Regions from separate parts of the Homo sapiens genome. Here region 1 is linked to region 2. A link is a contact called in ENCODE Hi-C or POLR2A ChIA-PET data. All regions are on one chromosome and are shown on one strand. Each heading gives the region's core, a stretch centred on a gene start or an enhancer-like site at or near the end of the contact. The rest is flanking DNA. Distances are from core to core; before and after follow the strand shown. Region 1 has its middle 150 kb from the start of MIR4290. Region 2 has its middle 180 kb from the start of LINC03062.

The links. Hi-C counts contacts between places; a loop is a spot of excess contacts on that map. ChIA-PET counts read pairs that join two places held with the same protein, here RNA polymerase II (POLR2A). Pooled maps may share reads with other maps.
Region 1: a map of cardiac septum shows a loop between it and region 2 (2.6-fold over the local background). The contact joins two enhancer-like sites. A Hi-C loop is called at or near these places in 5 of 168 maps with a recorded cell type or tissue (CD8-positive, alpha-beta T cell, Right ventricle myocardium inferior, breast epithelium and 2 more) and 3 of 50 pooled maps. POLR2A ChIA-PET finds 5 or more read pairs at or near these places in 1 of 52 experiments (activated B cell).

What each region holds. Positions count from the first base shown.
Region 1 is chr9:89,872,642-89,876,892 of GRCh38, reverse strand. No RefSeq gene overlaps it. Among named protein-coding and RNA genes, the nearest start is that of MIR4290, 150 kb to the left of the region's middle. Within about 2 kb of position 1,777, at least 13 of the 41 ENCODE cell types and tissues checked have a DNase peak (open chromatin) inside an H3K27ac peak, as active enhancers do.
Region 2 is chr9:89,812,868-89,816,864 of GRCh38, reverse strand. No RefSeq gene overlaps it. Among named protein-coding and RNA genes, the nearest start is that of LINC03062, 180 kb to the right of the region's middle. RefSeq lists enhancers at 654-753, 804-913. Within about 2 kb of position 2,295, at least 3 of the 41 ENCODE cell types and tissues checked have a DNase peak (open chromatin) inside an H3K27ac peak, as active enhancers do.

The sequences.
Region 1 (4,251 bases), core at 528-3,027, 61 kb before region 2:
AAGCCCTTTGCAGCAATTTTTAAAGGGAAAAACATAATTTTTTAAAAAATGGCATGGAGCAGCTGGGCGCAGTGGCTCACACCTGTAATCTCAGCACTTTGGGAGGCCGAGGTGGGTGGATCACGAGGTCAGGAGATCGAGATGATCCTGGCTAACACGGTGAAACCCTGTCTTTACTAAAAATACAAAAAATTAGCCGGGCGTGGTGGCAGGTGCCTGTAATCCCAGCTACTCGGGAGGCTGAGGCAGGAGAATGGTGTGAACCTGGGAGGCGGAGCTTGCAGTGAGTCGAGATCGCGCCACTGCACTCCAGCCTGGGTGACAGAGCAAGACTCTGTCTCACAAAAAAAAAAAAAAAAAAGGCATGGAGCAATTGACAAGTCAGGATGAGAAGCTGAGAAGGTGTGGAGTGGAGAAGAGAGATGGTGGAGGGCCTTGCAGAGGGTGAGGCACCCCGAGAAGAAGAGGGAGGCCCTTGTGAGTTAAACCCATGTGTCCAGGGACAGGGCTGAGCTGGGAGGGGTGGGGCTCACCCATTTTATTTATTTACTTACTTATTTAGTCTTTTTTAAATTTTACTTTTTTATAAAACTTTTTTTAACTTTTTTCTTTCTTTCTTTCTTTTTTTTTCTTTTTTTTTGAGACGGAGTCTCATTCTGTCACCCAGGCTGGAGGTGCAGTGGCGCAATCTCGGCTCACTGCAAGCTCCACCTCCCGGGTTCACGCCATTCTCCTGCCTCAGCCTCCGGAGTAGCTGGGACCACAGGTGCCCGCCACCACACCAGGCTAATTTTTTTGTATTTTTAGTAGAGACGGGGTTTCACCATGTTAGCCAAGATGGTCTTGATCTCCTGACCTCGTGATCTGCCCGCCTCGGCCTCCCAAAGTGCTGGGATTACAGGCATGAGCCACCGCACCCAGCCTCCTTCTTTCTTTTTTAAGAGACAGTTTCCCTCCATGTTGCCCCTCCTGGCCTCAGGTGATCCTCCCACCTCTGCCTCCTGAGTAGCTCAGCTTACAGGCATGAGCCACCGCACTCGACTAAGGGGGAGTCTGGGCCTTGGGGAGCTGTTGTCCCCCATAGTCCTGTGGACTCCTGCAGATGATGAAGTAGCCAGCTGGAAGGCTTTAGGATAAGAGTTGAGCATGTGCCTGCCCTTCTGCCATCAAAAGCAGGTGTGATGGGGGCCCCAGAGGATACGTTAAACTTCAGCTCCACAGATGGGGGCGGTGCATGGATGCCCTCGTGAGCTGCCAGAGCTGCCTTCTCCTGCCCTCAGCACCCTTGGGACCTGCACAGCTGGCACGCTGGGGGGGTCTGCCATGCAGTAAGGAGGAATCAGGCTTTTGAATAAAGAGGAGAAGGCTAGCTGGCTGCAGTTCCTAAACACGCACCGAGGGCCTCTCAGACCAAGGCAGGAGAACTTCACGGGGTAACTCACATGGCTGCTGACTGCTTTCTGACAGAAAAAGAGTAGGAGAAAAAAAATTAAAGTGAAGAGAAAAAGGACAGAGAAAGAGATCAGTGCGGAAGCTGCCAGGCAGTTTTTCTCTCTGTTTGCAGTTTCTAAGAAGAAGCAGCATTGCAGGGCACACACAGGACTTCTTGGTTGCCGTGGGCACAGACACTCAGCAGGAGCTGGTGAGGAGCTGGCCAGGCCTCGGGGAGCCGCTGCATGGACGCCCGGGGAGCTGGCAAGCCCATGTCCCTCTGGACACAGTGACAGGCCACTCCAGGAGGCCCCCATCTAGATGTTCGTCAGACTTCAACCCCAGAGTAAACCCAAACAAGGCAGGGGTTGAAGGAGGTCACGTCTAAGCCCTAACAGAAACTTGGCAGTCAGCTGTCAGGGAGCGTTTGGCCATGCAAACCAGACTCATGGATTTACACAACAAACAGGACATGCCCAAGCCTGGTTGTTTAGATTGTTCCTGCATTTAGGTTTTAATTGTAGAATTCAGGCCTCCTCCCTGGATGCCCTGAACACAGCCCAGCCTGGGCTGGCTCACACTGCGGGAGCAGATCCTATCACCTTCCTCAGGCTGGGCCTTTGTTAACACTGGTTTTGTAAGCAGCCTGCTTCAGCATCCAAGAGGCACTCAAGGGTCTGCCCAGAGCAGGAGGATGTGCAGTAGGGCTGCTGCTCACCCAGCCCCGTCGCCCAGACCTCTCCACCAGGTGCTTCCCAGAGGGAAGTAGAGTGTTCCTGAGAGACCTGGGCAGAAGGAAGCAGGACTAGTTAGGGCCTGTGTCCCTATGTGTGGACAGAGGGCTGGGCCACACTTGTCCTTTGTGCACTCTGTTCATAATAACTGCTTGCTGAGCATCTGGGACTGCAGGGGATGTGCCTGTGAGAGGCACAGTCCTGGCTCTCGTGACGTTTGCAGCGGGGTGGAAAGGAGCCCAGTGCCAGGCTGGGAATGTCATATTCACAGAAACGGTGACAGCGGCCATGGAAAGTCCAGAGGAGGCCATGCTGAATGGAGCCGTCCCCCGTGTGGATGAGATCCTCCCAAACTGGGCACCTCTGGGCAGCTTTCAGCCCAATCGGTAGAGTTTATTTCCAGTTCAGTGGGGTGCCCCGGTTAACCCACTTTGGGAAGAATCTCCTTGTATTTGGAAAGAGCTGTGCTCATACCTTGAAAGGGGGATTGGACCTCATGAGCTTTCATGAGGGTGCGGGGTCTCCAGGTCCCCCAGAATTCTCCGGACACTTGCTTAATTTACTACCTCAAGGGGCCTCTGAGCAGCACTCAGAGAACTGAGTGCTCAGAGAACCCATTTCTCTGAGTGCAGCACTCAGAGAACCCATTTCACAGATGGAAACGGAGGCTGGACCTGTCCAAGGGTGGCCCAGGGCACAGGTGAGCTGGGAGAGACAAGGTCCTTGGGGCCCATGCTTGGCTCAGCACTGCCCCGAGGAGTCAGGACGGGGCTCCAGAGAGCACACTGGCAGGTCTTCAGCCCGACCCATGATGCCACATCCACGACAGTCAGACCTCCCGACAGCGATGGGCTGGAGAAGAAATAACCTTTTTTACTAGTCTACTTTATGCCTGAGGCTTTATGAGCATTAACTTATTCAATGATCACACCATCCCCATGAGATGGGTAAGGTTAACCTTGGGAAACTGAGCTTTCTAGGAATTAGTAACCTGCTGTCATTACATGGAAAATGACAAATAAGAGAGGGGAACTCAGCCTTCCCTGGGCCCACAGTCCACCCTCTACCCTCATACTGCCTGATGGTGCTCAGAGAACTCTGGCAGGGTTTGTGGTGGTGAGAGGGAGGCCTGGCGTCCCTCCAAAGACTTTGAGACTCTCAAGTGCAGGCCCCCAGACCTGCAGCATCAGGACAGAAATCCAAGACTCCAGCGTGAGCCCCCAGCCTTCCAAGTGAGAAGAGCTGGGAGAGACAGCCCAGCCCAGCAGGTGGAAGCCCTGTGGTGATAGTCCGTCCCCTGGGGAGTGCAGAGCACTGTTGACAGGTTGACCTGGCCAGAGCAGGCCCCATACAAGCCATATCCCCTTCTGCCTCCCGCAACCTTGCTCTGGGCTGTGGATAGAGCCAGGTGGGTCTGGGACCCACTGCAGGAGCCACATGCCCAGAGCAAGTGCAGGCAGGCTGGGTCAGCGCAGGCGGGCAGGAGAAACTGAGAACCAGGTCCTGCCTCAGGCCTGGCCACTGGGGTGGGCTCCAAAACACTCCACCCGGGCAAAGAGGGACAGACGCCGGGCACCTGACCCCAACTGGGGGACATCTGATCACCTCTGCTCTGTACAGTACACAGAGTAGAATGTGGGACAGATAATTCCAGGGAGCTGCCCTTTCTAATTAGGTGGTGAAGTCAGCATGAACTTCAAACAGGGCAAAAATAGGATCCTAAAAATAGCCTGGGGGAACTGTGAGGGGAGCAGGAGGTGCTGCCTGGAAAGTTCCGGGGCCTGGGCAGGACAGTTCCCACGTGGCCTCCAAACCAAGGGGAAGCCTCAGCTGACCCCAGCAGACCTCCAGATGCAGTGAGAACCCAGAAAGTCAGGGTGTGGGGCGGGTCATGTGATGAGAAAATTCCTCAGGACTTCAGGGGTGCGAGCCGGCACATTTGTGGCCCAGGGAGTCTTTCTCATGGTGCTATCTGCTTCATGGCTCTTTAAATATTGCACGGGGGTGCACACGTGCTCCTGTATGCATGGGCTTGCTCCTGCAGGTATAAGTGTATGTGTTTATCATTGTTTAGCAGGGACGTGAT
Region 2 (3,997 bases), core at 1,046-3,545:
TCCCAACCTTGCCTGTCTGTTTAATGTTGGCCTTTCATGATGTTGTTTGAACAGAGACAAGCTTAAAAGCTATGGCTGTGGGCCCTGCTACTGAATGATGTGGGGGTCGGGACCACATCTCTCTCCTAATCTCAAAGTGCAAAGCACTGCCCAGAGCACAAAGTGGGTACCACGTACCTGCTCATAGGGTTGTCATTTAAGCTGAAAATTGGGCAGAGAAAGGATGACATTCTCAGGAACTCACACCTAAAAACCTCGTCAGTGATATGTAGTGGTTTTCAACATGCCCCGAACTCCCTGGCTCTCACTCATGAGAGGTGCAGTCTATCTCCCTGCTGCTCCTTGCATCTGGGCTCCATGACTTGTCTACAAATAGAACATGGTGAGGGCGGGGCACCATGCCAATTTCTGAGCAGGTCCAGACTTTAGGAAAGAACAGCTTCCACATCCTGTCTCCTAGATGTGCTCTTGGAGCCCAGTTTCATGCTGAGGGGAAGCCACAGCTCCCACCAATCCCACCACAGAGAGCAGCAGCTTGCTCGCACCATCCTGGAAGTGGATCTGCCCATCCCGTCTAGTGGACACAGCAGGCAAGGGGCTAGCAGGGAGAGCTGTTCAGGCTGAGTCCTGCCCAAGCTGCAGATTCCTGGGCAAAATAACTGATTAATATTGTTTTAAGCCACTAAAGTTTGGGGTGGTTTGTCACATGGCCATAGATCATCAGAGCAGATGTCACTGGCAACAGAACAGAGAAGTGAGAGGAAAGAAAGGCCGGGGAATTTCCAGCTGTGTCGCTCAGCTCGGCTGCCAGACTCATCACCAGGGACTGGGTGGCTTCGACGGCAGGCAGTCACTTCTCACAGTGCAGGAGGCCGGGGGGCCAGGGTGGGTACCAGCAGATCTGGTGTGTGGTGGGGAGTGGCTTCCTAGCTTGGAGACGGCCATCTCCTCCCAATGCCCCTCTGTACCTGTCTATGACCAAATCTCCCCTTCTTACAGGCAGTCCAGCCAGATTGGCTTACAGCCCACTCTAACAGTCTTGTTTTAACTCAGTTACCTCTGCTAAGACCCTATGTCCAAATAGGGTCACATCCTGAGGTGCTGGAGGTTAGGACTTCAGCAGATCCTTTCTGAGAGGGCACTGTTCGGCCTGTACCACTGGGATGGATGAGGAGTGAGAGCAGCTTTTAGCACTCTCATATGAACGCATAAATAGAGCGCCTCCTAATGTGGCAGGTGCCCCTCTAGGGAGGAGATTTACGAGCTCAGCTTGGCTTGTTTTCTAGAGCCACCTCTCTGAGGGCAGAACCTGCAGCTCACACAGGCCTGGGATCTCCATGGACACGAAGGTGCCCAAGACTGTGACCTCCCTGAGAAGAAACAGGCCCTGCCACTTACCCTGTTGGCATTCTGACATCACAAGACAGCTGACCATTTTATTGAGCACTTAATACACAGTACCTGCTGCAGTGGCTTTACATAGATGCCTGTGTAATCCTTGCAGCAACACTGGACAGAGGGATGAGATTTGATGCCCGTTCTGCCAGCAGGGAGACAGGCACAGTAGGATCCTCTGGCTAATGAGGGACAGGGCCAGGCTGCAAGCCCAGAGGCAGTACAGCTTAGAGACCCTGCCCTTAGCAGCCACACGGTGCTGCCCATGGGGCCTGAGAATGTGCATTTCTAACAATGCTGATATTCCTGATCCAGGGACCCCAGTTAGAACCAGTTGTAACCCCCCATTAAAGTCTCCTTTCTCCATTCTCTCACGTTCAGGACGTTGTTCTTAAATGTCACAACAAGGAAAGCAGGGAAAGCGGACTTTAGGTAAGTCAGCCTCTCTCCAACGCAGTGCTCCCAGGCCATGTCTCCTGGTGGCCGGATGGATGGCTTCCGTGGACACAGGAGCACTCATAGTGAATAATGGCCCCGGCAGAGCAGCGGCTTCCTGAGACTGATGATCTCATCAGCCCAGACATGAAGGGCTGCCCCAGCTTTCCAGGAACTGCTCTTTTCTGCTCACATAAAAATAGCCATTTCTCATAAACTATTTAGTGGGGCTCGGATCACATCAGGAACCATTAGTGAAATGGGAGCTTTGTTGTTGGTTAGAGGAAGTAGATGGAAGGGAAGAATCAAAGCCAAAGTCACATTTCCCTCATTATATTTCAGGGAAAGGAGACATATTAGCTCTTGATCAGCCAGTGTGAACTAAGAGCCCAGCTGGGAGCAGAGAGGATGAGCTGAGTGCAGGGCTGTCTTCTGCCCCTAGCTGGCTGGCACCAGGCTGCAGGCGGGGACTGGAGTGCACAGTACTCCATTCCCCATCACCCCATCAGGCTGAGACCAGCCTGTTCTCTGCCTTCCCTCTGAAATTCTACATTGCAAGCAGGTGATTCTCTGCTCAGTTTAGTCTGGCTGTGGTATCGCCAGAACACCAGTGAGTTTCCCATTTCTACATCCTGTCCTACACGGTGTTCTAAAAGCACTCTGAAAAAAAAAAAAAAAAAAAAAAAAAAAAAGCCTGATCCTCAGCATCGGATTTGCAAGGGGAGCTCCCTAGAAGCTCTAGGACTTACAGCATTGTGTGCTTGCAAATTTGGAAGGTTTTTTAGAAATTAAATGTGGACACATAAATTGCATCAACAGGCTGTGTGTGTGTGCATGCACACACCTCTTACGTGGCTTCTTTTGAAAGGGTTTTCAAGCATTCTTTCCAAATGTTAATGCTGCTATGTCCACTACGCCCAGGCCCCAGCATTCAGGTTTAAAAAATGGATTTCCACTGTTTTATTTGCTTATTTAGACAGGCTTTTTTGTTTCACACTCACACTATGCATGAGCGCCTCTTAAATATAAAAATTTAGTCCACCTCAATCTTTCCCTTTTTTTTTTTCAGGCCCCCAGGAAACAATGTTGCTGAGATCATCCAGGACTCAAATCAGGTAAGGGGTAAAAGGACTCTCAACTCTCCATCTAAAATACATCTAAACTTCATTAGGTGATAATATTTGAGGCTTCTTCCAAGAACTTCAAGCTAATCTTAGGTGTCATCAGAGAATGTGGACATCTTTGCTGAGATGTGAAATGTATGCAAGCCCTTAAACCCACAGTGGTTCCTGCCACATGGTACCACGCTGTTCACTAAGTCTGCGGCAGCCTCCCCTGTAAAGCTGGTGCCTGCTATCAGGTGCTGTGGCAGTTCAAGGAGAGGACCAGCCCTTGTGCACCATCACATCCTGATGCATTAACGCAGGTGGTAGTTCTGCCTTTTGATCTCAAGTCCAAGCAGGAAGGAGGCGTGAGGGCCATGCCTCTCAATGGCGGAGAATACTGAGTGTATTCTTTAGGGTCCACCAGAGAAACAGAACCAGTGGGTGTGTAAACACAGGGAAAGAAGAGCTGGGTCACATGAGTAGGAAGGCTGACACTTCCCCAGATCTGCTGTTTTCAAGGTGGAAATCCCTTCAAACTTCCAGACTGAAGTCTGGCAAGCTTGAGACTCAAGAAATTGATGTTCAGTTTGAGTCCGAAGACAGGGGAAGATCCACGTCTCAGATCATGCAGTCAGGTGGATATTCCCTCTTACTCAGCCATTTTGCTCTCTTTAGGATCTCTGTGAGCTGGATGAGGTCTCGTCCTTGGGGAGGCCCCCTGCTTTACTAAGTCCACCAATTCAAATGCCAGTGTCATCCAGAAACACCCTACGCACATGCCCAGAATAATGTTTGGCTAAATATCTGGGTACCCTGTGGCCCAGCCAAGTTGAAACACGAAATTAACCATCATACAAGGTATGTGAGAGGTCACGGGATGCCCCCAGATGCAATGCCCTGGGCAGGGCTGGGGGGTTCACTGGGCGTCTGAGTGGCAGCAGGATCTACAGGTGGTATACACTCTGCTAAGGGAGCAGCTTCACCTGTCAAAGCTCCTGGCCCCAGGCAGTTCCCAGGAGCTGCAGCCATACCGCCATGGTCACCTTACCCCGGCACAGCCA